2 separate regions of the Homo sapiens genome follow, and region 1 is linked to region 2. Evidence: chromatin loops called from intact Hi-C (ENCODE). Cell type or tissue: MCF 10A. All regions are shown on one strand. Links, peaks and the distances in the headings refer to the core of each region. The heading gives the core; the rest is flanking DNA.

Region 1 (16,138 bases), core at 3,973-11,972, 150 kb before region 2:
AAAACTGTAACACACTCATTATCAAATTCTGGTCCTGTTCATTTTTTTTTGAAGTTTTATCTCCCTATAAACTGGATTGAGTCTTGATTTTTCCTGGTTTCACTAAAAATTAAAACTGCCCCTTTCCCGAGCCCTTCAAGCTGAAGCTGGATGATTTAACTTCAGAAAAATCACTACAACAGATCATGTATGAACAACTTTCATGCTTGCTGCTATGGGGATCACTTGGAGAGTTTACCAGAACACCCAACAACATAACCAGAGACATTCAAGCTACAAATGAGGTAAATCCATCAGACTGCAGCTGCCATCCTCATTTCATCTTCTGAAGATGCTTTAAACTCAAATCTAGAAATCTCAACTAACTAGCCTCTGGACTAAAAAACTAAGACCATACTTTGCTCGAAATATTAACTTCTGTTTTTCTTTTGTTTTCATAGATACATACCCTGAGTTCTCTTCAAGCTTGTAACTTAACAAGAAAAACTTAGGCTCATATTGGTAAGAAATGGTGTTTCTATGTTAACAAATCAGAAATAGTTGCCCCAAAATTAAAGATCTTAAGAAACTAATACAAGTTTTCTTTTTAATCAGGCACTACCTCCTTTATTGATTTATTTAGTTGATGAAATTCTGGAAACTTTGCTCCAGGGAATTTTTCAGCCCTTGGATATTATTCTCCTGATTGTCGTTGCCTTTATATCCCAAGTGTGTTGTAGTCTCTCATGTGGTGGTTCCCACCAGCCACTCACTCATCAAATGATTGCCATCAAGGATTAGACAATTTGGATAAGTCAACAGCCCAACTACTCAAGCCTACAAAGACTATGCAATTTTGGATAGTGCTGACTATGTGATTTTACATCCCAGGGTAGCTGTTAATGATGATGGCATCTACAGGACTCTTTGTTCCAGTGACTACATCAGTAGCAGTAACTGAGAATAACGCTATACTGCTTGCTCATACTCTTAGCTTGCTGAAAGGATGACCAAAAAGGGAAAATTGTTAAAGTAAATTAAAATTGAGATCAGGCCTCAGGAATCCCTGAGAAGACAAAACCAGGCAGGACTTACAAATTACCTCAAGCTTGCTTGATTTGAAAACATAAGTGAAACTTAAGCTATTTCTTGTAAATGCCTATATTAAAGAAAAACAAAACTTACCTCAATCATTCAGAAGTAGCCAACAAACTTATATAATAGGGACTTCCCAACAGGATAGACCAAATAAAGCAGCTGTATAATTGTAACCAATCATTTTTTTTTTTTTTGGCTGTACTTCTGTGTCCAACCTATAAAAGCCTCTCTCTTGCATTCCCTCAGTGGAGCTCCTGAACTGCTTCTGGTTTGGAACTGCCCAGTTCATGAGCTGTTGTTTGCTCAAATAAACTCTTTAAAATTTTATTATGTCTCAGACCTAAATATATGGAGAAAGATACTATGCTCATGGACTGGGAGACGCAATACTGTTAAGATGTCAATTTTCTCCAACTTGATCTACAGATTCTATACAATCCAAATCCAAATCCTAGTTAGACATTATACAGAAATTGATAAGCAGTGTCTAAAATTTATCTAGAAATATAGCCAAAGCAATTTGGGGAAGAGTAGGCATGGAGAGTCACTGTCCAGGTTGGAAGAAGACAATGAGGAGCTCCAAGAAAGAGGTCTTTGAGAAAGAAAAATTAATAGATTATCCAATGAATGTGAATGTATTGAGGGAGACATTGGGACTGATGTCATGATAAGTACATGGAACATCCTATCATCAATTCCAGGGAAAACAAAACTTGTACAAAGAAAGGAAGTGTAAACGTCCTTTCAGATGGTTCTCTAGAGAACCATCTCTAGAGAACCATCTGAAAGACTTTGGAAAGCTATTCAGATTGGTTGTAAGGACATCCAGCATCTAGTAAGGACATCCAGCATCTAGTTCTCATTCTATCCTGATTCTACCATTAATAAGTCTCGTGACCTTGAGTGGGGTCTCGTACCCCTATAGATTTCAGTCTTCTCATCTGCAAATCGAGGGACAGAGTCGTCCACCTTTTATTTGCTGCCAGACCTGAGGATCTATGATAAGTCCACTCAGATACACACATTTTAGTATGTTCCGTCCCTACCAGTATTTGCATTTTCACCAAAGACAAAATCTTAGGGCAAAGCAATAAACATCAAATTGGAAAACTGTCAGCCTCTTCCCACAAAAGGGCAAGGTATAAAAAGAGGGGAGGAAGAGGCTGTGGCCTCCTCTTCACCTGCCTCCAGGTATGAAGTCAGAGTTTAGTACATGGTCATAAGGCAGGAGGAGGGCAACCAGTTTATCAGAAATCCTCAGGTCCCACAGAAATGAACACGTTTTCTAAAATAAAGTCAAGCCAAGCTGTCCTACCCCAAAGAAAATCCTAGCAAGCAAAGGTGGCTTCCTTCCTGAGGCCCCAGCCAGGTGTGTCCAACCGTAGGAGCCACAGCTCAGAGATCAGAGTGACTTAACAGTTAGAGGGCACTTGATGAGTAAGGTGAAATAGGGAAACCAAGTCAGACGACACCTCCCTTCTGAGTCCCAACCATGTCTACATCTGGAGAAGAACAGTTAAGTCAAGGGATCACAGACTTGTGATTAGAGACTGCCAGGGTCCATATGACCAAGCGGGGGTCCCAGGTGTGAAGCTGGGGTTGAGGATCCATTATCTGAATTTTCCACTCTATGGATGATCACTTTTATTCTTTTCCTTTTCTTGAATTTATTTCCATTTGTTTATTCCTAAATTCCCTGGTAGATCACCTGTGAAAGCTTGCAACTGTCTGATAAGAATAAAGGGGGAAGGATTTGACTTTACAGCAGAGACTTCAGAAGGAGTCCTCTCTAGGAGCAAATTGGGGGCAATCCAGTGGGAAGGAGGTGGAAGACTGCACTTGAGCTGCGTTTGGACAACAGGCACACAATCTTTACTTACTTTTCAGGCTGCTTTGAGGTAGTCTGGTGGGGATTTGATGGGAAAATGAACGCTCCTTTGCTGCTAGCTACTCTTTTGCACAACCAGTGCCAATGACCAGTTGATTTAAATGGCTCTGAGGCTGGGGGCATAGGCCACTCCCAGAGTCTGGATGGTTAGCAGAGAGACCATAGAGCTGGGGCAGTCCATGAATGGAAGAGCTGGGGTCAAGGTCACTGCTCCCCCCATCTCAGTAATGGAGAACGGCTTCTCTGGGAACCTGCCTTAGCTTCCCCCAGCAGCTAATGTCTGTTCCCTGGCTTGAGTCTTCTGGCACCTTCATCAATTCTCCATTATAACATGAACCCTACTATACTGCAGTGATGTGTTTACAAGTCCACCCTCCCCCAGCCTGTGAGCAAGAATCCTCTTCCATTCATCTTTGTGTTCTCTTTCAGGGACTATAGTAAGTGCTCAATCAACGGTTGTGGAAATAAATAATGGGAGACATTTCTACTGTGATTCATGGACCATGTGTCACCACCACAATTCATTGTCTATTGCTTTTGGTCACACACTCATACCACAGGTATGCCCGAACACACAGCCCACCTGGTCTGCCTGCCATTGTTCCTTCCCAACCATCCTCTAATGGTAGTGTAAATCTTGCCCTACCACAAATGTCAAATTTATCATGCCACAGATGCCTACAATTCTGCCACTGGCAAGCCTATTTTTAAAGGTAGATCATACTCTCCTGCTGGGTTCTCTTTTCATGTATAAATAGTGACAGGAAGTTTAAAGAGACAGTAGCCACTCTCAGTTTGCTTTTACCGATGTTGGTTTATCTTGCTGTGATGCCCCTTCCTTACTCACCGATAGAACCTCCATTGGATGAGGATGGTCTAAACCAGTTATGCAACCGATTGCCCACTCTCCCAGACTTCTTTACACCTAGTGGTGGCCAAGGATATGATTTTTGCTAATGAAGGTCAAGGAGAAGACTGCTGCAAGCTCTGGGAAAGCCCTCGCTTTTCCTACCAAAGAGAAAGAAAGACACTGCTTGGCACCCTCTCTCCCTTTTCTTTCCTTTTGCTTGTGACTGCTAGAGCTGCAGCAACCATCATGGGGCCATGAGGAAAAGGGCAAATGAATCGGAAAGAGGGTAGTCAGCCTTGGAAGTTACTGAGCCCCCAACCAACATTAGCAAATGTTATGTGTAAAATAATACCACCAAAAACCCCTCACCCGCTATGTTTTTAAGCCACTGGGAGTCAGATTTTTGTTACTAGCCGCTGAGGGCACTCTTCACTGATAACATGATCATCTAATTTGGGGTCTTCCAAACTTCCATCATCTCTAAACCACCTTTCACATTTTGGCCATGTCTGCTGAAGTGTAATATTCTTTAAATCAATTCACTTTTGTTAATTTAATTTAAAATGAATATGTAATGATTAAAATGAAAACAGATTCACCATGAATCACCCAAAACTGTGCATTTTTACTGATGGAGCACTTTGCAAAAGCAAACTCAGCTCTGTCTATGTCTCTGATGCCCAAATTTCCTTCTTAGTTGCATCATCATAATAAACACAAATAAGATGTTTAACTATGGCCATTTCAAGACATATTGTCCACAAATAATTGCTTTTTTTTCTGGTGTTTTTCTGAAAACTTTTTTTTTTATTCAAGCAGCTGTAATTCTAAGGTGTTATGTGTTCAAGGAGATTCATGGAAAGGACTCTGATAACTTTCATGGAAAGGTTTTTGATAACTTTAAGATCATACCATTGGACTGGGTAAGAATTTCCATAACTCTAAGGAAGAGACTGACGCTATCATGAAACTTAACCAAGATCAAGAAGAACAAAGTAATTACATGAGGTTAAATGAACTGAGGAGGATAATGTTTTTTATGAATTTTTATTTGAAACTTTGCTGGTTCTTTAAATATTTTGTTTGCCATAGTTTAGGAAACTGTTTTTTTCTTTTAAACTATCTATAGATTACAGAAATTTGGCCAAATGTACTTTTGTGAACAAAAGTGGAAACACTTACTTTTTCTCCACATAGGATCCTTCCAGAATTCAGAAACTATTTGTGAGTATTCTTGTTGGTATGGTAATATAGTGATTTGCTTCTGTTCTATAGGAATCGGTTCTCTTTATAACAGGATATATTGACAGTATTGGGTATATTACTAGGGCATTGACTGGGATGTCATATTTGAAAATGTCCAGAGAAGGAATCTATAGGTATTGCTGGTGAAGTCTGAAGTCTGCCTTGGTTTGGCTTTCTAGCCTCAAGAGGTTTTAAAAAATCCAATTTGAGATTTCCTATCAAAAGTTCCAACAAAGCAAGCTTTAAAAGAAAACCTCTGTGGTCAATTGCTATGTTTGCTGCATTTATTTAATTAGTCAGGCTGTGTTTGATGAGGCTAAACTTATTTTGCAAACAAATTAGTCTTACTTTGATTATCTTTGGTAGAAATGAGAGTGAATGTAGAGAGAAAAATTATGTTTCGGAAGAAAAATTATAGTGTGCCTGTTATTAGATTGTAGCCCTGCTCATTGTTTTTCAGTTTATTATCTTTTTTTTTTTTGAGACTGAGTTTTGCACTATTGCCCAGGCTGGAGTGCAGTGGTGCTATCTCCACTCACTGCAACCTCCGCCTCCTGGGTTCAAGGGATTCTTCTGCCTCAGCCTCCCAAGTAGCTGAGGTTACAGGCGCCTGCCACCACGCCCGGCTAATTTTTTGTATTTTTAGTAGAGATGGGGTTTCACTATGTTGGTCAGGCTGGTCTCGAACTCCTGACCTCAAGTGATCCGCCCGCCTCAGCCTCCCAAAGTGCTGGGATTACAGGCTTGAGCCACTGCACCCAGCCTCAGTTTATTATCTACCTGTAGACTGGACTGGATCTTGATTCCTTCTAGATTCCTCCAATCCAATTTTCTCCCATGGAATTACAAAGAACAAGAACTGCTCTGTTCCTGAAGCCTTATAAGCTGGAGCTGGGCAACTTAGTGTACATTTCAAGGGAAAACCTTCATGCCTGATGTGCGTGCCACACAGAGTTTCACCAAAATACCTGATGCCATAACCAGAGATATTTAAACTGCAAACCAGAGTGAGAAGTTGATGACTTCACGCTGTGGACAGCTTTCCCCAAAACACTGAAGAAGACTCCTCATCGTGGTGAATCTCTTACCTCTCTTAATTTCTCCTTGCTTATGTCTACCCCTTTCACTTGGCAGCATTATGCTGTAATTAGGATTTCACAGCCAGTAGCTTCTGTGGGTAACTTGAGGGAGTGTTGGTTCTGTCACATCAAACCCAAAGTTTTACGTCATCTAAGAGATCCGTTAGGCCACCCAGTGGCTGACTTTAGCAGCATCCTTAACTCAACTGTTGGTTCAAATTGGAACTGTGGTCCCTTTTATAGAGTTAGACTTCTAGACTCACTCGTTCTCACCCCCTGTTTTAATTTAACCCAGTCGTAGGATGCTAGATAATGTGATTCCTTGTGACTTGGACTGTGAGCCCAGGAAGAACCCTGAGTCTCACTGCCCAACTCTCTCCTTACACAAAGGAGGATGCAGAGCCTCCTTTGTGTAAAGTCCAGAGAGGGAAAGACTTATATCTGGCCACACAGCAAGGGAAAATCCCAGCTCTATTTTGTAGGCCAGGGTGTGAAGATGATGGTGTGGCCTCCACCGATTGAGCAGTCCCTGGGCGACGACACTGTGCTAATTGTTTAATATCTTTGTCCCATTCAATCCCCACATAACCCTGGGAGGCTAGAGGGGAACCTGGGGCACAGAGAGGGTAAGTCTTTTATCCAGCATCACAGAGGTTCCCAGGATTTGAACTCAGGTGTGTGTGCCCACAGGGCCTGTGTTCTGGGCCCTGACTTGGTGTGAGCAGCCCCGTGAGGGTTCATGCCATGTGGACACTAGGCTGGGAGTGTCCCCATGTTCCCCATGGAGGGCCCCCAGCCTCACCCGGGTACTCATCCTCCTCGAGACACCCACTCATCTTTTCCTGGGCCCCAGCTGAATGGAAATGTGTGTTCTTTGAGGAGAGGTTGCAGAAGTAAAGCGCGGCCCCAAGGCTGGAGCTGAGCAGATGCTGCGTGTGTGGGGGGAGCAGGGTGCCTGGTTTTAATACTGCCTCTCTCCTGGGGGATCTCATCCTCTTCTCCTCCCAATGGATCCTGGGGCCCAGACGGGGACACTGTGGCCCTGAGAGCAGGTGGCCTTATTCTGAGATCCTAGAGTCAAGACCAGGCATGGAGCGGAAAACCCAGGTGTCCTGCCTCCCGGGCTGTGGCTGCTGGAGTTTGGGGTGGCGTGGCAGTGGTACAGCAGTGGGACACAGTGGAGGGAAGGGGAGAGGGAAACGGAGGTAAATGAGGGAGGTGGCTGGGGCATGGGATTCAGGGAGGACGGGGTCAGGAGCCCAGAGACCTGGGTCTCCATCCTGGCCTGGCTACACACTCACTGTGTGATCTCGGGCAAATCACTCACCTTCCTTGAGCCTCAGTTTCCCCACCTGTAGACCAAAGATTGGACTGATGGTCTCGGCAGCCCCTTCCAGCCCAGATCCTGTGTGAAATCCATGAACGGCTCCATGTGTCTCCTCCTCTCCCTCGTCTCTGCCAGGCATTTTCCTCCCCTGGCTCCTGGCATCACACTCCTTCTATCCCCGTAAGTTCCAGGGGTCTCCCTGCTACTCACCCAGGAGAGCCTGGCTGGCTGGGGCACGACAGCGCGGCTCTGCTGCCAGAGTCCGTCCCTAGTGACTGCGCAGGGAAGAAGTGGTAGAGGCAGGATCCAGGGCGCTGGGGCAGAATGGTGAGATGGGGGATGGGTCCTCTCAGGCCCACCTGGGGTAGAGTCACCTGTTGGCCAAATGGGGGCTGATCCATTGTGGTAGCTGGGACTGCTGCTAGTTTCCTTTTCGTTTTCAGCACCTGCTCTTGCTTTTCTTCCTTCTCGCCACCAGGGGGCACAGGGAGGCCATGGAGCTCCGCAGCTGCTATTCCTGTGGTTGTCTCTTCCGTGTCGCTTGGTTGGGCTGTGAGGCAGCGCTCCAGAGTGGGGAGGGGAGGTCGAGGGCCCCACCACGCTCCTCCTTCCTGTCTCCACCTCAGTCAGCTGAGGCGGTCCCCCTGAGTGCTGGTCATCAGTGCCGACCCCCCAGGCCTGATCCCATTCCCAAAAGGATGGATGTGAGACCACCAGTGAGATCCTGTGCGCAGCAATGGGCCGGGCGGGTTTCCCCGGTGGGCTGGGGTCCCCCACCCTGGCTGTGCTCTGCCTCCTTGAGCCTGGGGTCTTTCCATGCCGGGTCCTCGTTTCTCCAGGCTCGGCTGCTCCAGGGGCTAGTATTAGGGAAGTGGAGCAGGGGCCTGGGAGGACGGCTGTTTTCACAAACCCCAGGAACCGCATCTAAAAACCAGCACAACGGATGCCCGAGGGTTTCTATCCTCGGCTCCGTCCTGCACCTATATCCCCCATGCGGAGGCTGCTTCCCCCATCTCTGTCCCTCATCTCTGCCTCTTCCTCATTGTCTGCCTTTATCTTCTCCCTGTCCCTCTGTCACGTTCTTGGTGTGTTTCTCACCTTGCCCCCCAAGTCAGACTGTCTGAAGTCCCTGTCCCAAGGACTCCACCACTGCCGCCCTCCCTTCTCCCCTCCCTGAGGTGGGCTTCCTCACTGGCTGTGTTCGGGACCTGTATTGCAGACCCTTATCAGGCCCCACAGTGGGGGCTCCTGTCGCTGCTGGACATAAAGGCAGGGACTCTGTCGGGGCCAGGCTGGGGTCGTTGCTGCTCGCCTGCCAATGTCGCAGGCGCTCTGGGCTGAGCTGTCGCAAGGGCTGGGGGCGGGCCGGCTTCTGGGGCTCCCGCGTCTCCGCCCCTGCCCGCCGGGGCGCCAGGCCGGATGGGCTGCACTGTGAGCCTGGTGTGCTGCGAAGAGCTGCGGCCCGGACCACTCTGCGGTCCCCAGCCCCCGGGGAGTCCCTGGGTCTCGGCGCGGGCTGAGTGCTGGGAGTCCGGGGGTTTGGCCTGTGCAGAGAGAAGGCAGCTACCGCTTCAGGTAGGGGCTGCGGGAATGGGTGAGGGACGACGCCCCGAGTCGGGAGCTGGCGGTTGGCAGAGCCCAGGGCACCTGACACAGGTTAAGTAGCCAGCCCAGGACGGTGCTAGTCTGCTTGGGAAGTGCGGCAAGGCAGGTGGACCAAGGGGGAGGAAGGACCACGACCGGGTGAAGGGGCCTCCAGTTGGGTAGAGGGCTCCCCTGGGTCTCTTGTGCCCTTGGGAGGAGGGTGATATAGGACCTGACCCCTAGAAGGGCAAATAGGTTGGGTGAGGTTGGTTTAGGAGTCACCCAGGAGGGGCAGGCCTGGAGTGCTGGGGCAAGGTAGGGAAAGAGTTAATCTTCCTCGAGCTGGACCAAGGGGCAGCTCTGGCAGTGTCCCTTCATTTAGGAGGACTCTGGAGTTAGGAGGGTGGGGGCCCCACTGGAGCAAGGACTTCCCCAGGATGGTGGGGACAGGCTGGCCTCTCACCCCTGCCTTCTCTGTGCTGGGTAAGTCTCAGAGACTAGCAAGTGGGGAGCTGACCTGGCAGTGGGGACAGGTCTGAGCTGGGAGGCAGGTGTCTGCTCTGGAGGAGTCTGCCAGGGAACCATCAGGCCTGGGATAGGTGTGGTGCTGGTTTCTTCCTGGGAGAGTAGGAGGAGGTGTTTGGGGTCACCAGGGATGGGTAACTCCTCTCTAGGTCCCTGTGACCTCAGGACTCGCTGTTGGTGGGTCTTCTTTCTTCACCCTGTGTCCCTGCCTCCCCACCTCCCACACAGCCAGCTTTGACATGGGGCAGGTGCCTGTTGGGCCAGGTAAAGGTGGGCAGGGACAGGGACAGGGAGTGGGGCTGTGATGGAGGGAGGAGCCGGGGCTCTGGAGGTGGATGATCAAGGGGAGAAAGAGGGGAGGGTGTGTGTGCCGGTGTGTGACAGTGGCAGGGAGAGGGATGGGGACGAGTGTCTGCATCAGATGAGCTGGTTTCTAAGCGGCCTCTGGAGAGAGCCTGGAGCTCGCCTGTGACTCCCTCCCTCCTCTGTCTGTGGGGATCAAGCTCCATCCCAGCTGCTGTGCCCTGACTCTGGCTCCAGTGAGGGTTGCTGCTGCTCGGGGCTCCCCCCTTCAGGGGTTTAGGGAAGAGCAGCCTGCACCCATCACCTGGGGCCTCACTAGAGGAGGGGTGATACCCTCGTTCTTGGGGCAGATAAACATCTCCTGGGTGCTGATCCCCTCAAAAGCCAAGAGTCAGTGGCTACCCAGACATCTGGGCTGCCTGCCAGGGCGCACCCACTGCCAGTCCTGCTGCAGACACACCCCCCATTCCTGCCCCAGGCCCTGCCGTAGGCCCAGCATCTCTCTTTGACCACAGCCTGAGCTCCTGCTGCCTGTGTCCACACCCAGCCTCGCTATTCTCCTGTCCCCTCAGCACAGCCCTCTCCTACCCAGGCCACATCGCCCCCTTCCCCTGTCATGCTGCCTCCTCCTCCACAAGCAGGCTGTCCTCCTCCTTCTCCTGGACTGCCTTGTCCCCCAGGCCCCATTGCCCACTCCTCTTTCTCCCCTGGCCAGCATTTGGCTCCTGCTCCTCCCCTTGGCTTTGAGAGGGTGCATGCCTTGGCTCTTAAGCCTCCAAGTCCAGCTCTGGGTTGTCAGTGCCTGCAGCTGTGGGCCCTGCCCCTCCCAGGTGGCCTCTCTAGGTCCCACAACTGCCCTACACCCTGAGCCCTCCTATGGTCCCACATGTCAGCCTCAGGAGCAAGAGGTTGGGGCTTGGCACCCTCCTGAGTCCTCCAGCCAAGCCTTCTGGGTGCCAAGGGGCCTGGCGGGCATCTCCGGGTGCCAGTCGTGCCTCCTTGCTCTCTGCTGTATCCCAGGACAAGTGGGTGCTTGTGGATGGGGCGGGAGCAGTGGGGAGGAGACTCCTGGCTGCTGTTGCCTCTTCCGTTTCTGCAGTCAGCTCTTCTGGGCTCTGCTTCTTTCAGCCCGGAGAACTACTGAGGTTAGACGTTCTCCTGGGGCCTGGTCCTGCAGCCTCCCCTGCATTCCTGTTGTGGGGCCTGCAACCCTTTTGGAAGTTCTAGGATCTGGTCTGACTCCCTCCCCCATGGGTTGGATGACCTCCTCTTCCTCTCTTTCTTGTTATGTAGAATCAGAGACCCCAGAGCTGAAAAGGATCTTAGTGCTTCTGAGCCTTTTGAGGACACAGATCCCTTTGAGAATCTGATGTAACCTATGGGTGCTCTTGCTAGGGAGAAGGTGCACACACACACAGACACACACATACACTCATACACACAGGCACACACACACTCACACAAGACACACTCATACACACAGACTTGCTCACACACAACACACACTCATACACTCACACACACAGACATGCTCATACACACATGCACACACACACTTATACACACAGGTGCACTCACACACTCACACAAGACATTCATACACACACAGACATGCTCACACACAACACACACTCATACACTCACACACAGACATGCTCACACACCCACACTCATACACAAAGACACACTCACACACTCATACACGCTCACACACAACACACTCATACACTCACACACAGACATGCTCACACACTCACACTCATACACACAGACACACTCACACACATACAGACACATTCACACTCACACAAGACACTCATAGACATGCTCACACAACACATACACACACACACACAGACATGCTCACACACACTCATACACACAGACACGCTCACACACTCACAAACACACACATACACTCACACATATGCTCACATGCTCACTCACATACACACACATACACACATACACTCCCACACTCACACTCATACATACACTCATACACACAGTTCACACACATGCTCACACACATACACACTCATACTTATGCTCACACACTCATACCCATGCTCACGCATACATGCATACACACACGCTTACACACAGTCTCACACACACACTGACACACACAGACACACAGCCACTGTGCAAACATACACAATGTCATATATTTCTTCAAGCCCCACTATAGCCCTGATTTATCCACCCCGTGTATTTCAAAACAGCACACTGAAGACCAGAGGGGGCGTCCTCAGTGTGACTTGCCCAAGGTCACACTAGAAGTGAGTTTCAGTGCTGGGACCACATCCCAGGAGTCCTGGGTCCAGACAAGTGAGGGTTTCATCCCCAGATGCAACTTTTGCTTTCCCCAGAGGCTGCCTGTAAGCCAGATGCGCTTGGCCATTCATTTATTCAACACTGATTCAAGCATTTTTGAGCATCTGCTATAGGCCAGGCATGGAGCTTGGGGCTGGGGATAGGGCAGAAAGCAGACAGCTCGGGTCCTTGCCCTCAGGGGGTTGTCAATCCAGTGGGAGAGATGGAACAGACTGCAAACAAGTCATTGAGCTGACTGGAGACAGTGCTATGGAGGCTAAGTTCAGGATGTGATGGGTGAGGATTCCAGAGGGATTGCACCGGGAAGGTGAAGGAAGTGACATCTGAATGAGGAGCTGAAGCAAGAGCAGCTGGGAGGAAGAAGCATTCCAGGTGGTTGGAGCAGCCGACTTGAAGGTCCCAGCATGGAGAAGAGCCGGGACCTGTTATAGAAGTGGACAAAGGCTTTCCTGGCTGCTCCTGGCTCCCCGGGAGCCCTAGCACACATGCTGTGTGTATATGGATTGGGAGGGAGAGAGTCAAAGCAAGGTGCCTGGGAGGCAGGGCAGGCAGGGAGGTGCCCGGTGGTCAGAGTTAGAGACGGTCAGCCAGGGAGAGGGCTGAGTGGGGCCATGACTAACTTGGGAGAAAGGACTGGACATGGAGATGGCTTGGATGTGGACGAGGAGCAGGAGGAAGTTGAAAATAACCCCTCTCATCTCACAGAGAGGGTGGCTGTGAAGGCATTTGTCTGTATTAGTGTGTTGAAATATTTCCTAAACACAGAAAAGTGTACAAACTTCCCACTGACTGAACACACGCACGTACTCACATACTTGGCATGCAGAGTCTAGAAACAGAACAGTGACAGCTCTCAGAATGTGCCTCCTGCCCCTTCCAGTCACTAATCCCCCTTGGAGGGCAGTGCGCAATCCCGACTTCTAACCACAGGGAGTTACTTGTTCTAGAATGTCTAATAAATGAATGGCACTTGTAATCAGTGGAGCACATCATATGTATTCTTTTGTGCTCAATATCATGGTTGTGAACTTTATCTATATTCCTGGGTGTGGTCTTGAGCGTTCCTTCTCATTGCTGGACAGCGTCCCACTGTGTGAAGACACGCTGTCCATTTATCCATTCTGCTATTGACAGGCGTTCGAGTCATTTCTAGTTTTGGGCTACTGTGAGTAGCACTGCTAAGAACACTTTCATGCATGTGTTTTGAAGATCATGAAGCCAGATTTCTGTTTGGTATATGTGTCCCTCCATTTTGATGATGTCTCTGGAAGACCCACGTGTCTCGGAATCAAAGGAATCATTCAATGAAGGGAGAACTTCAGCACCTTGATGGGGGTGAGGGATGCCTTGGGGATGGGAGAAGATTCTCTAGCATCCTCTTATGTCCCTTTGTAATGATTCTTCTCAATTCACTTGCCCCCCGGCCTTGTGCCTCAGGAGGGAAAGGAGAAAGAAGCTCTGGAGTCCTGCATTGGAGTGGGGTGGGTGGGGGTCCACCGATCACCTCTCTAAGTCTTACTCACTCTCTGGGGGCAGGCCTGAGTCCCTAGCAGGGGCAGGAGGGCGTGAGGCTGAAGATAGGGCTGCACCCTCTATTTGTTTGCTATTTCCGGAAGGGAAAGAAGCCAGCCACTGCCTCCTCGTTTGATGTATGAACTTGCCCAGGGCTCCTGGCACTGGGACAGAGCCTGGTGCCAAGGGCAGGCAAGCTAAGGCAGACCCCAGAGGGGCCGCAGCCTGTGAGTGGGAAGTATAGGCTGCCATCTTCAGAGAGGCCAAGTAGTGGGGAGGAAAGGGGACCCAGGCTATGCTTAGGGGCCAGGTCCCCTTGCTGACTGTCCCAGCTCTGATTTTTAAATTCACCTCCACCCCCAAGACCCCAGCCTGGTGCTTTTGGCCAGCCCTTCTGCCTCCCAGCCTGAGTAGCTGTAAAGCCCAGAGCAGGAAGCTGCAAATCTACCCCAAGGATAGGGGATGGAAGACCCCAAGCTCTAGGGTCCTTTTCTGGCCTGAGATATGAGAGTGCTGGGTGCTTCTGCTGCTGTCTGTTTAAAGTGTGCCTCCCCAGTAAGCCCATGAGCCAGGGTTTTCAGGCCAGTGCCAAGCTTTAGTGAACCTGGTATCCCAGGCACTTAGCAAAGAACCTGTGACATCTGGATACTCAATAAAGGTTGCCCAAGGGATGGCTGGATGAATGGTGAGAGGTGGACAGGTAGAGACCCCACAGACAGGAGAGAGAATGCAGATAGGGCAAGTGCAAGAGGATGGTGGTGATAGGCCCGGGTGGCCTGCTGTACGGGGTGGAGCTGTTCTGTCTGGGAAATAGAGGTCTCCCCTGGGCCCATCTGGGCCTGAGCTTCTCTGGGCACCCAGCAGGAGGGTGCAGGTGTGGGAATGGGGGGTGGAGTAAGGCCAGTGGGGGCCAGCTCATGCATGGCTGGAAGTCAGATAAGAATGTGTGCAGGGTCAGGTGAAGTCAACTGACAGAAGGACTTTTTGAGGTTTGAAGAGCATGAGAAAAGACTTTAGAGCCTGGTGACCAGCTGGGGCTGGCAGAGGTGGCAGTCACCAGGATGCTGGAAAGCGGTGTCCTCCAGGCCAGCTTGTCTGGGCCTTCCTACCAGCATCCTTTCCCAGGAACTTCTGAGCGTTGCCACCAAATCCTACTTTACCCACCTCTTCCTGCCATGGCTGAAATTGAGAGGGGTCCAGTGTGGCCTGGAGAGTATCCTGATTCCTTAGAGTCCTCTGGCCCAGCCTGCAGTCTGCAGGGCCTCTGGCCTGGAGCCTCTGGGTGGATGCTGGCTATGCACTGGGGAAGCCTCTGAATCCTCACCTGTCTGCTCACCTTTCAGCCCCTCTGCCTTTCTGCTCATCTCTTCCTCCACTCATCTGCCACCTTCTCTTTCCCTATCCACCCTCCACTCCCACCGTCCCCTCACCTCTGCCAAGCCCCATGCATACACATGACATCTCTACCCCAACCTCTTCTGGGAAGTCAGTGCGGGAGGCAGAGGGTCCAACACATCACCCTGAGACAATGTGCCGAGGGCTGTCACCTGTTTCTAGAGCAGGGACTGACCTGTTCTGCTTGGGACAGTCTGGAAAGCCCTCCCAGAGGAGGCGACACTTTGAACAAGTTCTTAAAAGTTTCAGCAGGAGTTCACCTTCCCAGAGGGAGGGGCAAGGCCATTTCAGTCAGGTGCAGAGGTGCTAGAAGCATGTGGCCCCTTCAGGGAGTGGAGTGGTTAAGTGTGGGTGCAGAGTAGGGTCGGGGGAGAGGCAGGATCAGAAGCTGGGAACGAGGTGAGTCTACATGCAAAGGGCCTTGAATGCCAAGCTGAAGAGTTTGGGCTTTACACTTATCGTGTAGGCCGTGGAGTCCCTGAAAGGCCCCCCAGAGAGGGACCGATGATTTAAACTATCCCTGGCTCAGGGTGGAAGACGACAGGGGGGTGTAGGGTGACTGGAGCAGCTGGTGGGTGTCCTCACATGGCTGGGCCAAACAAGAATGAGCGTGTGTGTGTGTGTGTTTGTGGGGTGGGGTGCGGTACAGGTATTGTGTTTGCCGTAAAGTCTCTCCTCCCTTCGTGGGCCCCCAGAAGCCGGCTGCCCTTCCTCCTCCCTGACTTCCCCTCCACCAAGCCCTCAACACCCCAGCCAGTAGCCCCAAGAACTTGAGCCCACCAGGCCAGTATCTGAGCCAAGAGCTCACCTCGTGTGGCTGGCCCTCCGCCATGTCCTCTTGGCTCAGTTTCACCTGCTGCCAACCCAGACGTCATTCCCATGGGGGATGGGCAAGGGACAGGCCTGGCTTTCTTGGGACCTTAGACCCAGGCCAGGCATGTCTGCCCTGCCCTTGAGGGTTTGGAGGGGAAGGAGAGGAGGGAAGAGTGGGACTGGAGTCTCCTGATCTGGGTGCT
Region 2 (16,138 bases), core at 4,780-12,779:
AGCAAAGCTTGGGGCAGTGACTTTCCACCCAGGTCTGCCTGCTGGGGAGTACACAGAATCACTTGGGTGAGGCTGGAGTTGTGAGATGTTTAGTTTTTGGATTTAAAGCAGTTGGGAGCCGCTGCTTTCGACCTTCCAGCTGCCGGTTTTTTTGTTTGTTTGTTTGTTTTTTTGAGATGCAGTCCCCCTCTGTCGCCCAGGCTGGAGTGCAGTGGCGTGATCTCAGCTCACTACAACCTCCACTTCCTGGGTTCAAGTGATTCTCCTGCCTCAGCCTTCCGAGTAGCTGGGACTACAGGCACGTGCTACCATGCCTGGCTAATTTTTGTATTTTTAGTAGAGATGGGGTTTCGCCGTGTTGGCCAGCCTGGTTTCAAACTCCTGGCCTCAAGTGATCTGCCCACCTTGGCCTCCCAAAGTGCTGGGATTACAGGCATGGGCCAGCGCGTCTGGACCTGTTGCTGCTTTTTATTCTGTTTGCTCGGGGGCTGTGTGTGGGCTTTGCCATGGGCATCTGCTCCTAGCTCTGAGAGTTTGGTACATGCTGTTGTGTGATCCTGGGTGGGTGATGGACTTCTCTGGGCCTCAGTGTGCCCCTCTGAAAGTGGCCTGGCTGGATTAGGTGTGCTCTATGGGTCCTTGCAGAGTTCTCTTTTACTTTAAAGTTGGTGAGTCTAGAAAGATTTTGAGAGGCCCGAAGCCTGCTGTTCAGGTCTGCCCTTTGTGTCCTTAAGGCTGCTCTTGGCTGGCCTGGAAAGTGGATGGTTTGTGTGACCAGGGCCTAGAAAAGAGTCATGAACATCAGGCAGCCTTTTGCTTTTTCCTCTCGCAGCCTGAGCCAGGCCTCAGGGCTGTCCGTAGGAGAAGAGCTTGAGGACAGTGCTTGGGGCCCCTCAGCATGTTGGAGGTCAGTCCTATGGTAGGGACCTTGGGGTCATCAGCTCCAAGCCTTTCTTTTTGTTTGTTTTTTTAACACACATATGGGGAAATTGAGGCTGGAAGAGGACCTGAGGCCTAAGGCCCCACAGTGAGTCAGTGCCAGGGCCAAGACCCGGGACCAGGGTCCCCAGTACTGGGTCATGCATGGCCTTTGCCCTTCACTCCCCTGCCTCCTCGCTGGCCAGTGGGCAGGGAGGAACCAAGTCCTGGCAGGAACCAGCAGCTGCGGGCCACTGCCCAGGTACTGGCACGTGGCGTAGGTGGCTCCCGCTGGCTTGTTTGGCTCTGCAGGGCTTCTGCCCTCTTCTCACTCATGGCTTGGGCCACAGGTACTGGAATTTGGCTGGCCCGACCTCCACACCCCAGCCCTGGAGAAGATCTGCAGCATCTGTAAGGCCATGGACACATGGCTCAATGCAGACCCTCACAATGTCGTTGTTCTACACAACAAGGTCAGAGCTGTGTGTGTGTGTGTGTGTGTGTGTGTGTGCGCGCGCGCACATGCGCACATGTGTGTGTGCCTGAATGTGTCCTTGGATGATTGTGTGTACCTGCCTATATCTTTGGATTTTGCGAGCATATAAGTCTGTGTGTATTTTTCTTTCTAGGGGATAATAGGTTCTGTCTTGGGCGGCACTTCTAAGAAGTGTAGGGGACATCAGCTTATGTCCACGGCAGTGGATGATCAGCTGTGTTTTTTCTGAGACTTAGTCCCCACCTGCCTCCCTCCCCTGAGGCCCCCTTCCTCCTTATGTTCTCCCTTAAATCCACACCCCTCTCTCCAGCCCTGACTCTTTTCCACCAAGGCTTCTAGATAAGCTCTGGGGCAGCAAGGCTGGCCTTAGAAATAAATGATTTTGTGTTTGGGGCTCTTTCAGGGAAACCGAGGCAGGATAGGAGTTGTCATCGCGGCTTACATGCACTACAGCAACATTTCTGCCAGGTAAGAGGGGCCTGGAGCCTCCCATCCTCTGAACATCGACAGTGTGACCCCCCTCCTCTCATCCACCCACAGCCTCTCTGCTCCCTGGAGTGAGGGGATACGCACAGAGGGAATGAGAAGCGATGAGGACGGGGGAAGGGGCCCCTGGCTCTGAGGCAGGAGCCTGTGGACAGAGGGCGGGAGGGAGGAGAGTCCACTTCTCTATCAGGGGTTCTGGTGGGGCAGCCTTGGGAGGCAGGCCCTGTCCTGAGCAACCCATGCGGCCAGCTCCTCGGAGCCACTTTTCCTTGCCAAACTGCCTTCTTTTTCCCTGGGCCAGCAGGAAGGGAGTCAGAAAGAAATGTCGGATCAGATCTGGGTCTGGCAAAACAGTCTAGAAGTTGTCTCATCTATTCCTCTGCCTCTGGACAACAGGGCCCTCTTCCTACCTAGGTGTTTGGAACAAGAATAAAGAACATCCAGTCACTGACTCCCTTTCCAATCCCACTCTGCAGAGAGGCAGAGGGATTCACCCATTCGTTTTGTTATTCACTCAACAAGGAATATGGCTGGGCGCAGTGGCTCACGCCTGTAATCCCAGCACTTTGGGAGGTCAAGGCAGGTGGATCACTTGAGGTCAGAAGTTCGAGACCAGCCTGGCCAACATGGTGAAACTCCGTCTCTACTAAAAATACAAAAATTAGCCAGGCATGGTGGGGCAGGTGCCTGTAATCCCAGCTACTCAGGAGGCTGAGGCAGGAGAATCCCTTGAATCTGGGAGGCAGGGAGGTTGCAGTAAGCCAAGATGGTGCCACTGCACTCCAGCCTGGGAGACAGGGAGACTCTGTCTCAAAAAGAAAAAAACAATAAATATTGAACAGACAATGTGCCAGGCTCTGTTCTAGGTCCTGGGAATGCAGCAGAGGGCAAAGCCAGGCCACTGCCCTCATGGGCATTAAACACATAAACAAATACATTAGTAATAGCAGGTGATAATTATCGTGAAAGAGTAAAGGGACTCAAGAAGGGCAGTGGCGAGGCAGGTCCATGGTTGGAGAAGGCCTCTTGATGAGGTGACACTGGAACAGAGACCTGAGTGACCAGGATGGAAAGGGCTGAGCCTTATCAAGCCTGTGGGATGTGCCCTGCACACTGAGAGAAGAGGAAGGATGGGAATGCGAGGGGCTGAGGTGTTTGAAGCTGAGCAAGTGAGGGAAGAGGAAGAGGAGGGGAAGCTGGGAGGTGGCAGAGCCATGGGGCCTCGCGGCCTCACTGAGGACTTTGGGGTTTGCTCTAAGAGTGATGGGAAGTCACTGGAGCTTCGTGATCTTTTCATTTCAAAGTGACTTCTCTGAGTGCTCTGTGAGGATGGTAGAATCTTCTGTGGAGGGCCTGCCAGGAGGCTGTAGTTTTAGGACTTCGAGCAACCCAAGTCAGTCTCACCTTTGCTTAATGATAAGCAAAGATGAGGCTGCACCTTTACTGCACTCCTGTACCCCTACTGTGTGCCATGAGTGCCAAGCTCTTTATGGATATTCCCTCACTTCATCTCCATAGTCACCTTTGAGGAAGGGGCAATTATCACCCTCATTTGATGGGTGAGGAGAATGAAGTTCAGAGAGATTCAGGAACTTGTACCAGGACACGGGGCTCATAAGTGGTAGACCTGAGCTGGGCTCCCAGGCTGCTGAACTTTAAAGCCTGGGCTGAGTGCGGCCCTGCACAGTTGGAGAGATGCTGAAACACTCTTTTCCTGAAAGCTTCTCGGCACAGGATGGCAGGGGGAAGAGGCTTGTCTTCCCTCCAGGACAAAGGTGCTCTTTGGCCAGAGTGCTCTGCAGGTCTGAGGGAGCAGGGGTGGGGAAAACAAGCGGCTCTTGGATGCAGGAGTTGCCTCTTTTGACCACCTGTCTCTCCCTGCAGTGCGGACCAGGCTCTGGACCGGTTTGCAATGAAGCGGTTCTATGAGGATAAGATTGTGCCCATTGGCCAGCCATCCCAAAGAAGGTGGGTCTCTGGGGCTCACAGCCCCTTGCATGTATGTGTGCACTCACTCTATGTGGGGACTAGACTTGTGTACTCACAGGGATGGGATAGCTGTGCCTAGGTGGGGGTGTACCAGGCGCAAGTTTTCAGATGCCAGCCTGCAGTGGTGTGAGCTCAGGCACACAGGAGAGCCCGGGAGCCAGCCTGTGGTGTGTGCCCGCAGATTGGCACAGCACTTGACTCTGAGGCCTGTGCTAGAGAGCAGTGCAACCTTCATGGGGAAGCATGAGTCTGGGGATAAGAAGGCGCTGGTCTAGGAAGGCATGTGCTGTTCTTGGCCCTGGAAGCAGGATTGCTTCAGTGCTTGGATGAGTCTACGGGAGACTGCATCACTGCCCCCTGCTGTGGGAGGTCAGACACTCATGATAAGGGTCACCTTCTGTTGGGAGAGTTTAGACAGTTTTACTGAGAGCTTTCAACCACATGGTCTCATTGGAGTCTCACAATAGCCCAGGCAGGAAACAGGGCAGGGATGGATTTATTCATTCAGCAAAATTTAAATCATCTACTATGGCTCCAAGCACTGAGATATCTGGGTGAACAGGAAAAAGTCCTTTCCCTTGGTGAGCTGATACCTAATGAGAGAGATGGACATGAAACAAATAACCATACAAACAAGACAGTGTCAGACAGCAATGAGGCTAGGAAGGAAAGAGGGCACTGCAGACACGAGAACTGATAGGGGAACGGGGCTCTTTTAATAGGGATGGTCAGGGAATACCTCTTAGAGGGGGTGAATTTGAGCCTAAACTGGAATCACGGTGAGCTATCGTGTGATGATCTAGGCATCCCATTTTGCAGATTAGAAGCTGAGCCGAGGGAGGGGGCGTGGCCATGGTCTATAGTGAGTAGTGGCAGAACTGGAAAGTACGTGAAGGCCTAGTAATGCCTGGGCTAGGGCAGTGCCTCCTGGTTGTGTGACCCACTGTCCTGAGGGATCCTGCTCCGTGGGTGACATGTTGCTCAAAGACATCTCATGCACAGGAAGGCACAGGCAGCATCAGGGGCAGGAGGTCTTTGGGGGAGGCTGCAGCCAGGATGGTGGGAAACCCAAGCCCAAACTGGAGACCTGGATGGTGGGACGCAGGCCCAGCTCTGTTTGCTGCTGGGAGTTGTGGGCCTGCCACCTGCCGTGATGTCAGCACCATTCTGCACACTGGTGACATGGTGCTGAATCCGCCAGGCAAGGGCTTATGGAGCTCAGCTTCTAGTGGATGTTACACATATAAGGAAACAATTCAGATAGTCATGAGAGCTGCAAAGAAAAGGCAAACTATGATGGCTAGAGAGTGATGGGGCTGGAAAGAGGGCTGATTCAAATGGAAGGGCCTTCTGAGAAGGTGACGTGTAACATGAGATCTGGGTGGGGAGAAGGAAGCCTCCAAGTGAACGCACGGGATAAAGGATCCAGAATGAGGGAATAGCACTGACTACAAGGGCCTGGAGGCCAAAGCATCCTATTTGCCTTTTTAGCCCCTGAGCACACTGACTGGGCCAACAAGGGCCTGGAGCTGTGAGTCCTGGAGCTCTCCAGCCTCATCATGCTGAGGGTCCCAACACGTGCCCCATCATCCCACCTTGCTTGGCTGGCTAGAACTGTGCTGTCCCAGCTGGGGGCTATTCCCGCCATTGTAATTGGAAGCCCAAGAAGTGAGTGAGTCCTCAGGTAACCCAGCACCTTATAGTTGCACAAAACAGTTGATAGCCAGCCTCAGAGTCAGCAACCAGAAATGGGATGTCTTTATGTGCAGAAAATTCTGGTTAGGGCCCTGGAGACAGCAGCTGTGGATCAACGAGAGTCTTCTCAGGGAAGAAAGAATGATTGGTCAAGCACTGCCTTGTCAGCCTCTGGCTTGCCATGTGTGTCTGCTGACTGTAATCACGGTGTGGCCTTTGACCTTGAAGGATAAGGATACTAAGAGAGAAGCATGCTGTTCCAATGGCACAGTGTGGCTTGGAGAGAATGGGTAGAGAGTAACATCTCTGAGTCTGAGTAGTGAAGGCCTGAAGACCAGGGATCAGTGTCACCTCTCAGGAATAGGATTATTTAGGGATTCCCTGGTGTATTAGTCCATTTTCATGCTGCTGATAAAGACATACCCAAGACTGGGCAATTTACAAAAGAAAGAGGTTTAATGGACTCACAGTTCCACGTGGCTGGGGAGGTCTCACAATCATGGCGGAAGGTGAAAGGCAAATCTCACATGGTGACAGACAAGAGAAGAGAGAGGGTCAAGGGAAAGGGGTTTCCCCTTACAAAACCATCGGATCTTGTGAGAATTATTCACTACCACGAGAATAGAATGGGGGAAACCACTCCCATGATTCAATTATCTCTCACTGGGTCCCTCCCACAACACGAGGGAATTATGGGAGCTACAACTCAAGATGAGATTTGGGTGAGGATGCAGCCAAACCATATCATCTCGTGTTCAACATATGCTTGCATAGCAGGCAGTTGGGGCGTGTCTGCCTGGCTCCTGTCTGACACTGCCTCTGCTTGTGGATGGGTCACCTCTCTGAGCCCAGATGTGGAAGTGCAACTGTGGGTTTACTATGCATTTATTGCCACCCTCCTGCCTTCTTGTCAGTGTCACTTGCAGGGAATGGAGCAGATGGAGGAGAGGAGGGCAGGGAAAGAGAGAGGGAGGGGCTTTGCCTGTAGCTCTCTCATTCATTGTCACCCGCCTCCGGACTCATTGTCCCTCGAACACAGACACATCCTGTTGGCACGATCCAGAGATCTGATAGGAACCGCTATTCCAGGTTTCCGGCTTGAGTAATGGGGCAGGGGCCTGAATAGGATCGGGTGCTGCCCATCAGATTATCTTACTTGAGTAGTCCGAGGAGGCCCCACCCAAACCCAGGGACAGAGGCCCACAGGCTTGGAGGTGGGCCAAGGAGCCAAGAGACAGGAGGGGATCTTATCATGGTCATGTGGGCTCTAGTTCCACCCTCTTCAGAGAGCTACTATTGGCTCCTGCAGAGCCTCAGAATACATTCTGATTGGTCTAGCTGACTCAGCTTGTCATTCCATGGCCAATCAGAAAAGGGAAAATGCCGACCAATCGACGCAGAAGGACTGATCTCTATTGGGCAGATGACCGATCTCTAGTTTATTGGGCAGATGCGTTGGAGCCCAGACTTCTTTCCTGCTCTCCCCATCCACTTCCAGCTTTGTGTGTTCTTGCTGTGTGTCTCTGGAGTCCAGTGACCCCTCCTGGACCTTATTTATCCTCTCTGTCTAGAAGGAGAGGGTGTGGGTTAGTTCTTCCATTCTTCCAACAGATCTTTGTTAAAGAACTAGGGGATGTTGGCTGGGTGCGGTGGCTCACACCTGTAATCCCAGCACTTTGGGAGGCCGAGGCGGGCTGATCACCTGAGGTTGGGAGTTTGAGACCAGCCTGACCAACATGGAGAAACCCTGTCTCTACTAAAAATACAAAATTAGCCGGGCATGGTGGCGCATGCCTGTAATCCCAGCTACTCAGGAGGCTGAGGCAGGAGAATCACTTGAACCCGGGAGGCAGAGGTTGCGGTGAGCCGAGATTGCGCCATTGCACTCCAGCCTGGGCAACAAGAGTGAAACTCCATCTCAAAAACAAAAACAAAACAAAAAAATTGGGGGAAGTTGACCCTAGAGATAGATACTTATTAGAAGCTAGTTACCTCGAATACCAAGTAAACTCAAGGATACAGAGAGAGGGACTTAATGCACTTTGGTATGATGTAGAGAAAGTGAAGAACTACATTCATTAAAGTCTTGCTCACTATTTGCTAGACTATCACTTGTGGCTACTGGATCTGTGGGCAGAACTGGGGCTGTGAGTATGAGCGCAAGCTTGATTTGAGCTTTGTGTGGGGGTGTGAGGGCGTCAGAGCTGTTTGGTGGTTGGGCCTGCCTTGTGCAGCTAAATGATGCCTGTCAGGGATGTGGGGTGGAAATTTTGGTCCAGCAGGAGATTCTCGGGCTGGGAGTGAAGCAGGAAAGAGATATTCATGTTGACCACCAGAGGGCGGTGGCGAACTCCAAGTGGGATGCTTGACTTGACCCAGCTCTAGGTCTGGTATACCTGCTCACTCTTCCTACCTAGGGCTCCCAGCAGCAGGCAAGCATGTCTGGGAGGGAGGCCTGGTTGGGGAGGGGGACCATGTTGGTTGGGGAGAGGGTAGAGTAGGTGAGTGGTCTAGGGCAATGTTCTTGGAAAAGAGAGAACAGGGATTACTGCACCAGTACCCACCTCACTCCCTGAAGCTGCTTCTCCCACCACTACAGGTACGTGCATTACTTCAGTGGCCTGCTCTCCGGCTCCATCAAAATGAACAACAAGCCCTTGTTTCTGCACCACGTGATCATGCACGGCATCCCCAACTTTGAGTCTAAAGGAGGTACCTGCCTTGAGCCCTCTGACCTCCACCCTTGCCAACTCCTCCCTTTCATCTTCCATCTTCTCTAAGAGGCAACCTTGGGTAGTAACAGACAGCCCGAGAGCTGCAGAGTCATAAGGCCTCCATTGGACTCTCAAGTGTATTGCTTCCTAAACTTTTCTAAGCACCAATCTATTTGCAGTGCCTGCTGGCCAATGATGTTGGATGGGCAATGTTTTTATTAATTTAATTTGCCTTACAAGTGAAAAGTTGGTATTTCTTCCCCTTTCTGCTTCCTCTTTTACTCTTTCCTCTTTTCCTCCTTCCCCTTCCTACCCCGTCTTCCCCCATTTCTTCCTTCCTTTCTCTCTTTCTCCCTTCACTGTCTCCTCTGCCCCTCCTGCCTGCCAGTTTCTGCTGTCTTAGCTAACACCCACCCCACTTTTACAGGATGTCGGCCATTTCTCCGCATCTACCAGGCCATGCAACCTGTGTACACATCTGGCATCTAGTAAGTATTACATGGGCGTGAGAGGCCAGAGAAGCCCAAGGCCCAGGGCTAAGGACCAGGTCAGAAGGTTGGGGAGAGGAGAGAATATTCTCAAGAGGGCTGAAAGGACAGAGTCAGAGAGGTTTCCCACTAACCCTGTGGCGTAGGGGCAGCAGGGAGAAAATGCCCCTCCCTCATCTCCCCTCCAGCAGCCCACTCTTTTTCTGCCCACCTCTCTCCCTTAGCAACATCCCAGGAGACAGCCAGACTAGCGTCTGCATCACCATCGAGCCAGGACTGCTCTTGAAGGGAGACATCTTGGTGAGTGCTGTCCTCTGTGTCAAGCCCCATCCTTGTTTATTTTCTCTCCCTTCTTTTCTTACTCCTTTCCTGCCTCTTGGGACAAGACAGGTACTCCTCCTGGGCTGCCAGGCTTGGAACCATAGGCTCTCAGGGCTCTTGGAAGACCTTCCAGTCTCACACAGTCTGTGTCTCTCACCCTGGGCTTAGCTGTTGTTCTGGAGCATCTCCAGGGAAATATCACTCAGCGTGAGCTGTTACCTCCTGGCTTCTTATTGGTGACAAGGACTCTCTGAATTCTAGCTTCAGTTCTTCCTGCTGCCATTTAAATCCATCTTACTTTTTGCACTCTGACTTGTATGTAGAAACTTCTTGGGAGGACATTTTTGTCCCCAGAGGCCAAGACTGGCCTCCAATTCTCTGCTGTTCTAGAAGTTTCCCCACAGAACTCTGAGATCCTGTTTGGTGTTGATGAGCTCTCCCTCACCGGGTTTGGGGTGAGCCTTGGGGGCTCAGTCAGCGGAGCTGATAAGGAGGCTCCCTGGGACCTGACCTCCCAGCCTCAGGCCCCTGACTGGTTCTGCCCGTCTTCCCACCCAGCTGAAGTGCTACCACAAGAAGTTCCGAAGCCCAGCCCGAGACGTCATCTTCCGTGTGCAGTTCCACACCTGTGCCATCCATGACCTGGGGGTTGTCTTTGGGAAGGAGGACCTTGATGATGCTTTCAAAGGTGCGCTCCTTGAGTGGAGCTGGGGGTGGGCACCCCTGTGGCAGGGAGAGGAGCTCAGTTTGAGACGATATGGTGGGTATGGGGACCATCTTTTCTGGACCATGTGGTCTGTCTAGTCTCAGGGTGATGGTAGGAGAGAGTTGAGAGAGACTTGGGAGAGAGTTGAGATTGGATGGTCTGGGAATTCCAGTTGTTAGTAGAAGTGGAGATAAACTCCTCCCAGTCCTTGGGCTGTTTTATATCTTGCAGCCTTCTATGACTTTCCCTGTCTCTCCTTCATCTTGTCCTCCCAGTTTGTCACATGTGTCCTACTGACAATCATTTTTTTTTTCAACATTCACTGGGCATCTGCTTTGGGCTAGGATCTGTACCAAGTGCCGGGGATACAAAGTAAAACATGGCATGGTCTCTGCCTTGGTGGAGCTCAAAAATCTTGTTGAGTTGGGAGGCAGACTAGCAGGGGATAATTACCCTGCAGGGCAGAAGAGCAGTAGTGGAGGGGTGTGGCAGCAGCAAGGGGGAACCATTTTCTGAGAGGAGAAGAGGTGGTTGGGAAAGGTTTGGTGTTTGCTTTTGCTTCTTTCTTTTATCCATTGGAAGTTTTATCTATATCACATTAATGCCTGGGACATATAAATACACATTTATTTACCCATCTCTCTCTCCATCCACCAATCCATCCTTACACACATCCATCCATCCATCCATCCATTCATCCATCCGTCTGTCCATCCATCTGTCCATCCATCCACCCACCCATCCATCTATGCACCCACCCATTCATCCATCCATTAATCCATCCCTTCATTAATCTGTCCATCCATCCACATATTCATTCATCTGCCCACCCATCCATCTATCCATCCATCCATCCATCCATCCATCCACCCACCCACCCACCCACCCACCAAGCATCACTTGTGTGTCTGTATGTGTCGGGCATGTGCTAGACCCTATAGATATGAACAGAAAGAAGTCAGGCCCTACCCTCAGGGAGTTCACAGTTTCCTCAGTGAGAGACACACAAACATGATACTATGAAGTGTTGCCTGAAGTGATGGAGACACGCACAAGCATGATAGGTGTCCCATGGAGCAGATGCCATCCTTGCTGTAACTTCTTTTCCTACATGCAGTGGGCAGTGATCTGTGTCCAGAGTGGGCTCAGGCGGAGAAAGACTGGACCTGGGGCTTGGAGGAGGGTCCAGATCTCCTTAGTGTGGTCTGGCTCATGTAGAAGGGTGTTTCTTTAATGAGCTCTCCTTGCACTGGAGCCAGAAGATGCCATCATAATTACAGTACAGAATGTAAATGATAACAGTCTTAACAAGGAAAAATAAAGGCATAGCTGATCAAATAAATAAGGGATTGGGCAGAAGTTGAGAGAAGGAAGGGTCACAGATTTCCTCCTCTTACGTAGTGGGAGTCAGGAGATACCATCGAAAATTGACATATCAATAAATAGAGGCATGGCCAGGCACGGTGGCTCATGCCTGTAATCCCAGCACTTTGGGAGGCCAAGGCGGGAGGATTGCTTGAGGCCAGGAGTTTAAGACTAGCCTGGTAAATATAGTGAGACCCCATCTCTACAAAAAATAAAAAAATTAGCCGGGCATGGTGGCATGTGCCTGTTAGCACAGCTATTCCAGGGGCTGAGGCAGGAGGATCACTTGAGCCCAGGAGTTCAAGGCTGCAGTGAGCTATGATTGCACCGCTGCACTTTGGCCTGGGCAACAGAGTGAGACCTGGTCTCTAAAAAGAGAAAAAGAAATAGAGGCTTAACTATCTTATTTAAAGTTTCAAAGATAATCAATAGCATAAATAAAAACAATAATCTAATCAGATTTAAGAAGACAGGAAGTAGGGGTAGTAGTATAAGTGAACCAAATTATTCATATTAATAGTGGTCAATCCATAGAGGTTATTTAAAATTCATGTCTGGCTGGGTATGGTGGCTCACGCCTGTAGACCCAGCACTTTGGGATGCTGAGGCCGGTGGATTGCTTGAGCCCAGGAGTTTGAGACCAGCCTCAGCAACACAGCAAAACTCCGTCGCTATAAAAAATACAAAAATGAGCCGGGCGTGGTGGCTTGCACCTGTAGTCCCAGTTACTCTGGAGGCAGAGGTAGGAGGACCACTTTGGCTTGGGAGATTGAGGTTGCAGTGAGCTGTGATCGCACCACTGTACTCCATCTAGGGTGACAGAGCAAGATTCTGTCTCAAAAATATAAATATGCACTCCAGGCTGGGCGACAGAGCGAGACTCCATCTCAAAATAAATAAAATAAAATAAAATAAAATTGGGATCTAGAAATAGTGGCATAAAAATAGTGGCTATTATTTAGAGTCTTAGAGGTAAATTGCTAGTAGAAAAGCAATAGAAATAGTTAGAATCAGTGACCTCATTACCTCAGGCAAGTAGGACAGGGGCTAGAGTGGGCAGGAAATTTAATTTCATTGTATAGATATAATTTCATGTATATATGTATAAATATACATTGATTATTATTATATTATTAACCATGTACATATATGGTATTTTAATTTTTTCTAGAAGAAAACTTTTTATGGAATCCTTTTTGGGACTTTTTGCCTATTTTTATTTTTCCTTCTCTTTTTCCAGATGATCGATTTCCAGAGTATGGCAAAGTGGAGTTTGTATTTTCTTATGGGCCAGAGAAAATTCAAGGTATAAGCCGAGTTAGAATTCATTCTCTCACTCCTTCCTTTTATCCTGACCCTATCCCCAGCACCCTTCCACCCCTGGTCTGTTCCACAGTGATCAAGTTATTTTTGAGAGGCAGGCCATCAGTAAAGGATCTGGGTTTCAGAGTGGACCCCTAGCTAAACATGAACCAGTGACTTAATCTCTGGATAATAAAAATAAAAAAGCAGACAGAGAGGCACTGGGTTGGATAAACTGTTCTGGTCCCATTAGGTCATCAGCCTGTTATATTCAGAGACTGAGGTCCTTGGTAGATGGAGGGAGTGGCTGGCGGGCAGGGGGCACACAAAGGTGCTGGATAGAAGATGTGTATTTATGAGAACTGAGGTGATTCAACCTGAAGGCTGGTTTAATAATAACCTTGAAGCCTCTATACTGGTTATAAGTGGAGACCAGTTGTTCACCATCTTATTCGAGAATGGAATGAAAGGAGATGAAGTTAGGTTATGGGCAGAGGGACTCTGGATAGACTAAAGAAAGGACTGCCAAGCCAGGAAGGTAACTCACCCTGACAGACTTGACTAGGAGCTATGCTGTCTTTGAGCCAGGTTTTTAAAAATTTACTTATTTATTTTTATTTTACCTTAAGTTCTGGGATACACGTGCTGAATGTGCAGATTTGTTACATAGGCATATATGTGCCATGGTGGTTTGCTGCACCTGTCAACCCATCGTCTACTTTTAAGCTCTGCATGCATTAGGTATTTGTCCCAATGCTGAGCTGGGTTTTCTGTGGATGGCTGGGAGATTCTGCCGTGCCCCCTAGGTTTCTGTCTGGAGCGGAGAGCGTTTTAAGAGGGGGCAGGGCCATGCCTGGGATGACCCTTTGGAGGCTTTATGTCCTTTCAATGTCGGGGCTGTGATTTCCCTGCTGTCCCTGATCCCACGTAGCTCATAAGCAGCCTGCCCCCCACCCCCAGGGTCTGACCCCAGGGGCAGACTTTCTAGTCTCTTGGCACTGCCTCAGGAGCCCCAGGGACACAGAAGAAAAAGAGGCAGGTACCCAGCCAGGGGTCCTCCCCGCTTTCTTCCAGGGGGTCTTCATTCTTCAGTGCCTGTCCTGATTTACCCCTATGACCCGGCATGAGCCTTTTCAAGAATGTGAGAAACTAGACTCCCAGTTCTCAGTCCAGCTTAAGCCACTGGTCCCGCCCACCACGCTCAAGAAAATGAGAAGTCCCTCAGGGAGCCTCTTTTGGGGAGCTTGTGGGCTTTCTCTGTTTTTCCAGCTGCTGATCTCTTTTCCCTCTCTGCACTGTCTCCCCGACTGCCGCTGCCTTTCCCATCCCACTTAGGCATGGAGCACCTGGAGAACGGGCCGAGCGTGTCTGTGGACTATAACACCTCCGACCCCCTCATCCGCTGGGACTCCTACGACAACTTCAGTGGGCATCGAGATGACGGCATGGAGGGTAGGTGGGACCTAGTGGCTCCCAGCCCCTATCCAAACTGCACAGCCTCTGCTCACATGACCTTGCTTCTCTTGGCCTGCTTTCAAGAGATCTGGGTTCGAGAGGAGGCAGAGGGGAAGTGTGAGGTACCTCCGAGAGCTCACCGTTAACTGGGGGAAGATAAGGCACATATATGAATGTATTAAATAAAAGTGAGGACAGAGCCAAAGAAGGCAGCAAAATGGCCACAAGGGGGTTATCGTGGAAGTGTGTTGCTACAGCCAAGTAAGTTCCGTGGACAGTGAGTTCTCTGGGATTGGCAGGGAGGGATTTTGAGAGCTGGAGTGATCTGGGAAGGCTCCTTGGAGGATGTGGCCTTGAGTGGAGCTTGAGATACCCCCCACTGTGCTGCAAAAACAGCATTTGTCACATGTGTATTAAACCCACTGTTGGGTTTCTTCAGGCTTGCTGCCTGAGTTCTCTGGGGTCAGAGTACTAGGAACAGAGGCACAGGATCTAGGGCCTACAAGCTTTCATCAACAGCCAACAAAAATGTTTGAGAGCTGGGAACAAACTGATAGGCTCTGAAATTTGAAAAGAAAGCAGCAGAATTGAAATTAATACATGTTTAATTTAGCTACAAACCTAACATTATGTCAAATGGTCCACTGCAACTCAGGTCGTCTCTTGAGAGTTCTACATGCATTCTATTTATTTATGTGGTCTATCTGCATATGTGTAAGGAGACGTGGGGCGGGCTCCGAAAGTGAGCATGCCCAGAGCCCAGGAACTCTTGAGATGCCCTGCCTGGGGTTTGGCCACAAGCTTCTTTTCTTGAGTTGGTCGTAGGACTGCAGAATGTTGGAGCTGGGAGGACCTTCAGGATGGTCCAGCCCATCACCCATCTGTGTTCAGTTGGGGTGACTGAGACCCTTCCCAGAGGCAGAACCTCCTGATTTACCCCCGTGACCCAGGATGGCCCTTTCAAGGATGCCAGCACCCAGCGTCTGGCTTCTCCTCCCAGCTGAAGCCAGTCCTGGGTGGGGCTGTGCCATCCTGGGGCCCCTGGGTCCCATGGCAGAGCTAGGTTAGAGATAGGTAGGCCTGGGGGCCTCCCTGTGCCCTCTTTCCTCTACACGGCGCTGTCTTCTGTCTCCCTCCCCAAGGTTTTGGATTTGATGACTCCTCTCTGAAAATCTTTGGGCCTTTCCTTGAATAAAGATTTCTCCTCTGACCTTGGGGTCACCAGAATGAGCACAAGGTTTCAGAGAGAAGTGGGATGAGGGAGGGTGGTTGGACTAGAATTTGGGGACTCACTGAGAGCACATTTTTTTACGTGCAACATTGAAAAGTGGATGGCCTGTCCTCACACCTGCCTCAGTTCCCAACCCCTTTTCCTCCCCCAGGGGCCCAGCACCCTCAGATTGGCCAAGACACCCCACCAGGCCCCTCCGACCCCCCAGGCTGCTTGTGAAAAGCACTCCTCCATCCCCGGGCGCTGAGCGGCCAAGCAGAAAGCAGAGGCTGGAGCGAATTTGTTCTGAGGTTTCAGTGGCTGCCAGCCTAATTGGTCGTTGTGCTGGGGATGTTTGCATTTTTAACAAGAACATTTGGCAATTGGAAAGAATTTTTACTGTCTCTCCATCTCTTCTTGGTGCATGGTCAATGCGATGATAAATGTAAAAACATTTAGTAAACTATAAAGTGCCAGGCAAATAAAAGGTAAAATAATTAACGGTGAGGAGGAGATGTGGGAAAGACGGGGCTTAGGATGTATTTGGCTGTGGGGGAAGGAAGAAGAGCAGACGGTCAGAGTGGGAGGCAGCCCAGGGACAGCAGAGCCGAGAGCGGCTCCCCCTCTCGGCAGAGGGCCAGCTTCTCAGCCTCCAGACAGGGCCCCTCTGTCCTTGCAGGATGAGCTGACCTTTAACTGACCAAAAGGTCCTGCTGGTTCCATCCCTCTGTCTGAGGGAATGGATTAGAAGGGAAAAAAGGAAGGGCGAGGGGGCAGAAGAAGCGGCCAGGGCCTTCCCTCACCAACCCTCTGTCCCCTCTACCTGCCTATAGCGGCCTTCATGAGAGGCAGTTAGTATGTGGTTAAGAATGCAGCCTCTGCAGCCAAACTACCTGGCTTCAAATCCTTTGACAAGGTACTGTCCTTGGGGCCTCGGTTTGACCTGCTGTAAAATGGGAATTCAGTCAACAAATCATTTTGAGCCCCTTGTGG

The links. A loop is a pair of places that touch in the nucleus more often than their neighbours do. Peaks named below come from ENCODE experiments on the same cell type or tissue, not always from the same donor. Only the 100,000 strongest peaks of a DNase experiment are listed, where the experiment ranks them.
Region 1: it touches region 2 in a loop (13-fold over the local background); 8 of 110 quality-filtered maps call a loop at or near these places.

Annotation. Positions count from the first base shown.
Region 1 is chr2:218,026,723-218,042,860 of GRCh38, reverse strand. It overlaps a transcript of TNS1 not described here and a transcript of RUFY4 not described here. Among named protein-coding and RNA genes, the nearest start is that of TNS1, 32 kb to the right of the region's middle. RefSeq lists enhancers at 970-1,229, 6,526-6,615, 7,471-8,003, 8,004-8,537, 10,656-11,212 and a silencer at 7,628-7,677. In MCF 10A, for the core only: a CTCF peak has its summit at 7,966 (motif pointing right); a DNase peak (open chromatin) is centred at 7,966.
Region 2 is chr2:217,878,692-217,894,829 of GRCh38, reverse strand. TNS1 (tensin 1) reads left to right here. Exons shown (of 33, transcript NM_001387777.1): 10 at 1,269-1,391; 11 at 1,818-1,882; 12 at 3,785-3,868; 13 at 8,184-8,296; 14 at 8,726-8,786; 15 at 9,011-9,086; 16 at 9,666-9,795; 17 at 12,419-12,484; 18 at 13,816-13,932. Among named protein-coding and RNA genes, the nearest start is that of MIR6809, 14 kb to the left of the region's middle. RefSeq lists an enhancer at 4,070-4,364. In MCF 10A, for the core only: a CTCF peak has its summit at 7,917 (motif pointing right); a DNase peak (open chromatin) is centred at 7,909.